Linked DNA regions of Mus musculus: region 1 is linked to region 2. Evidence: chromatin loops called from intact Hi-C (ENCODE). Cell type or tissue: gastrocnemius. All regions are shown on one strand. Each heading gives the region's core, and the rest is flanking DNA. Links, peaks and the distances in the headings are about the cores only.

Region 1 (4,398 bases), core at 222-4,221, 420 kb before region 2:
TGTCACAAGACATTGATAACCTTGTGTTAAACATGTCACAGTGATCCCTGCTCTCAAGGGTGTCTAAAGCTTTATTGAAACTCTGTATTGAATACTTTCTCTGTCTGAAATCATCAAATATACAAACCTGCAAAAATTTCTTTTTCTCTAATATATACAAATGCCAGGTGGGATGTGTAGAATGTTGGCTGTCCAAAACGGTATGGTTGCACAGTGTACAAACTTGTAACAGCTGTAGTGCATGATGAAATTATAAATATTCCAATTATAACGTAAACACCTCCATCATGTGCTAAATAGCATCAACATGCACTCAGCAATCTTCCAGAGACTAGATTAAAGAACAGTTTTAGTACTGTAACATTCCTTGGCACTCACTCATTGAAGCCATCAAGGTGCTGAGCTGTTCAGTTAGTTACCAGCATCCTATAATGCAGTGGATAAGATCCCTTCTGTGTCTTGCCTTTGGTTTCTACTTTAGTTTAAGAACTGGTATGGCATCAAACCCAGCATCACCACCTTTCTAATCCTGAGGATTCTTGTCTGTGTTCTTCCGTGTTTCTGTGCTTGGTGCTAAGTATAGATATCTCTACTAGAGGTAACCATGGACAAGCAGGAAGCCTGGGAAGGGAACAGGGGAGGAGATGCTACCCAACCTGCAATCTTAGGAAACAGCAAGGAGAAGTCATGGATCCCATCATTCTGCCATCAGCTTGGTCTCCCTTAATCCCTACCATTGTGGCAGGAAATTTTCTCAGTACCTAAAGGGACAAACAGATAAATAAAGCAAGCTCTGTATCACAGATTTCTTCCTCTAAGTTACTTAAAGAAATAACTAATCCTACTGGGCTGCGACGAGGGAAGTACTAACTATAAAATGGACCCCTTGTTCTTTCTGTGTAACAATGGCTAGGGTTCTGACCTACGAGATGATGTGTGTAATGGGACTGTGTCTCTGAGATTATAGTTTCAACCTTTGACACTTTGTAAAGAATACTGTTTGAGATCTGATGCAGATAAGGAAAGGCCCATCCTTTCCTTGTGTCATTTTGATTGATGACATTTTATTGTGTTGAACTTAGCTAAAAGCAGGTCCTTATATTGTATGTGATCTGCTACCTCTCCTTGGGAGTCGTCGATCTTGTATTGGAATGGTATTTAGACTTTTTATGCCCAAGTTGTTAATAAAAATGTAAGTGTTAGAGTAGTAACCTTTCTCAGAAACTCTAATGGGTTAGACTGAAGTCAAACACTCTAATGCAGAAGTATTGTTTGAGAAATGAGTGGAAGATGTGGGGCAGGTAGTATGGAGGCAAAAATAGATCTTAGTGGTTAAGAACATCTTCTTCCTAGAAAAATAACCTTCTGTCTTATCTTAAAGCATGGAAAGGATTTGGTAAACAAGGGAGAAACCTGTTCCATTCCCAAGAAACAGTGCGGCATGCATCCCAGGACTTAGCGTCACCAAGTGATACACAGAGAACAGGTGATATGATGGAATGCTGACTGCAGAGGGATGTCAGCCATGATGGGGTATTCACTACAGAGGGATGTCAACCATGATGTGATGTTCACACAGAGAGATGTCAGCTTGATGGGGTGTTCACTACAGAGGGATGCCAACCACAGTGTGGAGATGACAAGTGCAGGTTTCTAGGACATCAGGAAGGATATAACCAGATAAGGAGATTCATGGACCAATGAACTGACACCATGACATTGAAAAGACAGAGACATAATGGTTCCAAAGAAGGTTACAGCCGACTGTGGAACAGGCTATGAAGATTTCATTTTCCAAGTTTTATGCAAAGGGCATGCATTACTGTCTTAACAGGCAACATTAATAAGCTTCTGCTGTAAAGGAAAAGGTAGGTAAAGCTTTGCTGGGGGCACACATCTGATACACAGGTAAGCCAGTACAGGAATTGTCTCTGGAGATATTCACTAATCCTCATCATTTGAAATGAGAATGTAAAACAGTGTATAGTTTGTTTGTTTTTAACATATCTATAATCACAGGAGTCTATAAAGGTTATGATAAAACTTAGAAGAAACACAAGCATACAATTATGAACTTTCCAGTTACTTTCTGAAGGTTGACCAGATGTGTTCAGCAGGAGCAGCTCTACCTCCTATACTGCAGGAGAGCAGCCTGCCTTCTGGGGTTCTTGCTCATTCACTGTGAGTGCCATGTGTAAAATAGAAGCACATTTCATAGCCAGGCCATACCTCTCGGGCTTCCGTCATGGACTTCTGTATATTTTTATTTAAGAAGAGAAATCAAAATGGAGAGTGAGAGGCTCCAGTGTGCCCTGTTATGCTGGGCAATCAAGAGATGATGGTAACTCTTCAGCTTAGCACATAGCAGCCATCATACACCACTCCTGTTTGTATGGAAAATATTCATAAGCCTTTCTCCCATATGCAGCTGTCCAGCTTGAGCCTTGCAGTGAGGAGATTAGGGTATAGTTGTGTTCATTCCACCAGTGAGGGGATAAAAATTCAGAGATTATGAGCAGCACAGAGGGAGCCTAGAACCCAAGCCCCTTAATTTAGTCAAGAACTTTCTACCATGATTAGAATCTGTTTGTGGCCACTAGGTGGTGATAACTTTTTAAGAGAACATATTATAATTTAGGTTCAATTTTGATCCAGGATGTATAGAACCCGACTCTTACCAGAATTGTGATTCTATAAGTGTATGATCAAAATTTTACAGTATGGTGGAGAATGTACTTACAGGACCACATGTATGTCACATGGGTGATCTATATACTCATCATGAATGGCACAGTGAAATAATTATGGTCCAGTCATAAAACTGCATATTATGAAGCCATTAAATTCACCATCTATACATAGAAGTCACTCAACAAGTATTCATCAAATTATGAAATTAGATCTTAACTTTCATAGGTTTCATAATCCCACACAAAGACTCCTCATGTTATGGATCCACAGGAGATAAAGCAGGGTACAATGTGGAGGGCGTTCAACTGTTAAAATAAAAATTGAAAACCTACTGGGTACTAAGAATCTCAGTATTGGTTTCCTTTATTTGCTTTATCTATGGAGGAAGCACATTGCAGAGTGAATTGTAATTACTATGTTAACATTATAATAGGATTTAAAATATAGGATTTTTTTGTTTGTTTGTTTGTTTTCGAGACAGGGTTTCTCTGTATAGCCCACACTGTCCTGGAACTCACTTTGTAGACCAGGCTGGCCTGGAACTCAGAAATCCACCTGCCTCCGCCTCCCGAGTGCTGGGAAAAATATAGGATTTTAAATTGAATTATAACAGGGGCATCTGGAATCCACAGGATGCAGCTTAGCAACACAATTTTCTGAACCCCCAAGCCCTCCCTGGGGCAAACATATTGAATGATAATATTGTTCATGCTATACAAGTGCAAATAGATGTATTTTTGCTAATTAAAAACAACTCAGGATTCCTTTAGCAACACTTACCAGGCCTTTAAAGGCTTGGTTGGGACTGTTGTCCTAGCACTTGTCTGTGGAAGAGTGGAAATATCATAACTTGCAAGCTTTGTAGGATGAAATGCAGAAATAGACACAGTAACTGTGAGGTGTCTGTTCCCAGAACGTTTGAGCCTTTCCTGACATTCAAAGAATTCTAGAGTGCCATGTAAATGAAATAGAGGGACTGGGATTTTTATTACCTTAAACAAAAATCTGTTCCCTTGATAGCAAACTTCATTGTTTTGTCCTTAGGAATTTGCTTTGAGATAGAACATGTTAATTTTCCCAGTATAGAGTCTTTTATAGATTGTTTCTGTTTAATTTTATACAAAGAGTTTATAAAGCCAAGTTTATTATTTTTAACATGTTTTATTCAACTTGTTAATCTTAAATATATGTTAAATTGTTACCTCTTAGTACTTTAAATACTTCACCAGCAACTATAAATGCCCACTATAACCATTACCTACAATGAATTTACTATTTTCTATTTACCTACTGAATAGCATATTGTAGGCTGGAACTTAGACTCCTAGATGGAAAATTGACTCAAATGACTGGTCCTTTGTGTTCAGTTTCTTCTTTGAGAGAAAATATACAAAGTTCCTTTTCACAGTGCCCCATGCTAAAGGTGACAGTGTTGTCAAAGCCAGCAAGTAGGGAACTATGATGACCTCACTGGACTGTAAATGGGTTAGGGACTTTTCAATCTGCACACGTTCTCCATTGTGAGAAATAGAAACACGCTCTCCGTTGTGATATATAGAAATATGTTCTCCATTGTGAGATATAGAAATATGTTCTCCATTGTGAGATATAGAAACACGTTCTCCATTGTGAGATATAGAAATATGTTCTCCATTGTGAGATATAGAAACACGTTCTCCATTGTGAGATAGAAACACGTTCTCCGTT
Region 2 (4,398 bases), core at 308-4,307:
CCAAGAGGCTCGTTGGGGCTCGGTGGCCACCTAGGCCAGCCAAATACATGAGCTACAGGTTCAGTTAGAGACTCTGTCTCAAAAGATAAAGTAGAAAGTGATTGAAGAAGATTCCCAGGGGTGATCTCTGACCTCCACCATACCTGGACACTGTGCACACACATGAATGTATTCACATACATACAGAAGGGGGTGGACATTCATACACACACACACACACATATCACATAAAAACACACCACACTCACAATAACATAAAATGGAAACGAATGAATGGATGAATGAATGAATGAATGAATGAAAAATGGTGTTTGTGTATGTTTTCCCCATTGCCTTTCCAAATAAGAAACTAGAAAGGTAAGTCATTTAATTGAGTTCTGATGGTTCAACAGCTCGTGTGCTGTACACTTTATCAACCACCAATTAATAAGTTAATTTAAAGACAACTGACAGGGCCCTAGGTGGCTGAAAACAACCCATACTGTAACTAAGTCTAGAAATCACCAATCTACACTTCACTTCATACTGGAAATTAAGTGTTCTTAAATCACTATCAAGCAGGAATTGTAAGAAGAGACTTTGGTAATTGTGGGGAAAGAAATGAGAAGGGCGAGGGAGGAAAACATACGTGAAGAACAGAAAAAGTTTTTGAATGAGAAGGTAGGTTCTTAGTTCCACAATTCCAGAGGCCTCAGTCTTCCTCAAAAACTGTGTGTGTGTGTGTGGTGTGTGTGTGGTGTGTGTGTGTGTGTGTAAAACCATGCACATATTATCATCATGGTTTCTTAAGGTCTCATTCTGTGGCCCAGGCTAATCTGGAACTCACTGTATAGCCCATAGTGGCCTCAAATTCAAAGCAATCCTCCTGCCTCAGGCCCCCAAATGCTAGGATTACAAACAAAAGCCACCACACTTGGGGAAATCCTGAACATATTTTTGACAGTATTTTGCAGCTATGCTTGGGAAGGTGAGGTTTGTCTTTGGGTTGTTTTCACACTTAGATTATAAACGTTCCTCATACATTTTCTTAAGCCTCAAACAACTCAAATATAAGAATTGCCACCCTACAAATGAAGAAACACATGCCTGGGAGATTAAACAATAAATGGGAAAGCAGAGCTCCTCAGTGCACATCTCTGAATCCCAACACCAGGGCATCCCTGTCTTCTTCTACCCTCTCAGGAGTGACTGGCCACACCACCTGGGAGGCCCGGGAGCTTGACTCTGGCTGGTCCTAGGCCAACTACGAGTTTTGTTCTAAATCCTCCACTGATTCAGCCAGAACTCTGGTTACTCTACAAGAGAGCATCCTTTCTGTGTGTGCTCTGTGTGTGTGAGAGCGTGTGTGCGTGCGTGCGTGTGTGTGTGTGTGTGTGTGTGTGTGCGCGAGTGTGCATGTGCGTGTGCGTGTGCGTGTGTGTGTGTGTGTGTGTGTGTGTGTGTATGCACGACTATGCATGTTCATTCACCCGTGTGAATGTGAGCACATGTGTGCCCATCACAAAAGGGAAGGTCAGAGGACAACCAAGCTGGTGTTGATTCTTATGTTCTAAGCATCTGGGACAGAGCCTCCCCAGGCAAGCTGGCCTTTGAGCATCAGCGATCCTCCTGTCTGTACTTCCCAGGAAGGAACAACGCTGGGACTGCACAAGTTTGAACTACATCATCTCCCCAGCCTGGGAGTTCCTTGAATATGCTAACAGACATATTTTTTTGAACTCAGAAGTCTAGTTATAAAGAACAGCCAGAGGCTTACAATCACCTGAGTCTTGTTGCTTAGAGTATTCAGGCTTAATGATCACTCAGATCTGAATGCTACACAGTATCTCCCCGGCTGGGGCAGCCCAGGGCCCAAATTGAACTTTAGGGTGGGATGAAAGTTAGGAGGCTGCTGAAGAGAAGGGGATGTTTGCCAGGACAGCTGTGGAATGACTGGCGTGGAAAATAACAGTATGTGGTCTAAGTTCCTTGAGTTCTCTGAAAGAAAGAGCAATTTTAAAACTCGGTTCCTCAGCTGCATGTCTCTGGTGCTCTGGCGTCCTGTGTTCTCTGGCTGCGGCTCTGTCATTTTTCCTTTCCTACATTTTAAGAGGAGGAAGAAAAGGACTGGGATACAGGGGATGGCCCCTCATTCGGGTTTGTATGAATAGCACAAATGGGGATTGAGATATTTTTAAAAAGAAACAGAAACAGACATAAAGTTGGGTGAGGGGTGGCATTATGGAGGTTGGTGAATCTGGGATGAGTTAAAGGAAGAATGGTGAGTGAATATAATCAATATGTATTCTATAAAATTCTCAAAGAATTAATAAATTTTTAAAAGTTGGTTTAGCAGGCCCTTAGCCTTCCCGCAGTGCCTAGTCTTCGAGCGCCCCCTGCCGTTCACCTCCAGTACTCGGCCTTTTCTCTGAGCGCACCTCTTTTCAGCCTCTAGTTATAAAGGTTACCCGGCTACCAAGGCATACACTGTGCTGCTGGGTGTACAACAGGCTTGGAAAATAGCAAAATTAAGTTGATAAAAGTTGTTTCCTGTAGGAGTGTCTCGGAATTCAAGTGGAATGTGGTTCACTAGAAGGTTTAAATAAACCTTCCTTCTTAAACATCTACTTTATCATGAGAACGGCACTGTTTATTCCGCCGGCGATATCTCGTGTCGAAATCTAAACAGTATTTCTTCTCTAATGGAAGCGAGACAGAAAGCCTTGCCAATCAAACAGGCAAGAGAAGCCGGCATCAGACAGCTGGTCTCTGTTTTCAGGGATAAAATTCACATTCATTCACCCAGGCTGGCTCAAAATTTGGAGACAAAGCCGGGAGAAGTCAGAGCTGCAGGAGAAAGTTGCCTTGGTGATTCTTCGATTCTCTCCTTTCTCTCTTCTTAAAGACAAAAAAAGAGAGCGGGGAGGGGAGAATCCCATAGAATCTAAAAGACACAGCAAACAAAAAAATAAAGCAAACTGAGCCCTGAATATATCTGACAATGAATATATTCCCAGTCATTTGTGGATCGTTTAGTTTGGAAGGAAGGTTTCACGCTGTAAGTTGGTCATGAATTTGAACTCACTGTGTAGTTAGTGTGTTTGTGTGTGTGTGTGTGTGTGTATGTGTGTGCATGTGTGCGCGCGCAAGTGCATTCGCTTGCATACACGTGTACACTCTTGTGTGCACATATAGGTGTAGTGTGGGTGACTTTGTGTACCAGTGGGTGCAGGTGTGTAAGCTTATGTGCACCTGTCATAAGGGGCCTATGATCCCTCTGGAGCTGGAGCGAACATAGGTTGTAATTCGACTATTTATGGGTGCTGGGAACTGAACCCCAGGTCCTCTGCAAGAGCAATAAGCACTCTTAACCCCTAAGCCATTTCCTGGAGTCCTGATTTTTTAACTTCTGCCCATGCCTAAGTCCTGCTATAATTTCTCATTTGCTTAGCACTAAGAAGAATTTACAGATATATCCAAGTGGCAGCTGGTTTTGACATTGGTGCCTCCCGGATATTCAACTGACCTGCTGTGTTTCAGAGAACCTGGCCACCCTCAGGACCCTGCATTTCAGATTTCCTTAGAAGTATTCAGAAGTCCCTGATCACCTTCTGGCTGCCATCCCTCAAGGGGTGGCAGGCGTTGCTCAGAGATACTCCAGCCCGGTGACTAATGATGTTTTAAGCAAGTCTCTATTAGCCGTAAGGACAAACAAAAGAGCATTCCTGTCTCCTGTCTCCCGAGCCAAGTACCAAGGCTTTGCTGAAAGGAGATATCTGACTGTGGAGGATGCCCAGTGATGGGGCTTTTCCCATCATAGTGGAATCCAGTGAGGATTACAAACTCATTTTTATAGCATTCCAGTTTCTCTTATAAACAACGTCTTTTTTAAAAGAATGATAATTTTTTAAAGAAGACAAAGGTGTCGGGGCAGACTGAGCACCGGATATGTTTACCAGTGGATCTGTTCAATTACATTTGGGAGTGGTTTTGCGACCGGGCCCCATGTAGCCTAGGCTACCCCCAAACTTACTATACAGCTGAGGCTGGCTTTGATTTCTTGACCCTCCTGCCTCTGTTTCCCAAGAGCCAAGACTGTAAGCATGTGCCCCACGCCCGGCTCTGGCTCCGTCCTCATCCCTTCCTTTTGTCTACCTAAAGTCTGCACATCACCAACAATCTCGTCCAAAAAATCTCTCTTGCGTGTGCCTCGCTACATCACCATTTTCCATTGCCACAAAGCAATGCGGGGCAGGTTTCATCTGGAACCCCCTTCCTGTTCTTCTGTACTTGGGAATGGCCTTGGTCTAAAGCACTATAAAAAGAAATATTACTCATCCTACTAACATTTGTTTATTTATCTGTATTATGGAGAGATTTCCTTCCACTGGACACTCACAATAGTGTCTGAACCAACAG

Evidence for each region. Peaks named below come from ENCODE experiments on the same cell type or tissue, not always from the same donor. Only the 100,000 strongest peaks of a DNase experiment are listed, where the experiment ranks them.
Region 1: it touches region 2 in a loop (2.3-fold over the local background); 5 of 42 quality-filtered maps call a loop at or near these places.

Annotation. Positions count from the first base shown.
Region 1 is chr1:186,095,268-186,099,665 of GRCm38, reverse strand. The region is part of intron 3 of Lyplal1 (lysophospholipase-like 1); the gene reads left to right. Among named protein-coding and RNA genes, the nearest start is that of Lyplal1, 20 kb to the left of the region's middle. In gastrocnemius, for the core only: a CTCF peak has its summit at 2,592 (motif pointing right); no DNase peak of the experiment used is centred there.
Region 2 is chr1:185,680,075-185,684,472 of GRCm38, reverse strand. No RefSeq gene overlaps it. Among named protein-coding and RNA genes, the nearest start is that of Gm35023, 64 kb to the right of the region's middle. In gastrocnemius, for the core only: a CTCF peak has its summit at 2,370 (motif pointing left); a DNase peak (open chromatin) is centred at 2,377; H3K4me3 peaks cover 380 bases; H3K27ac peaks cover 1,256 bases.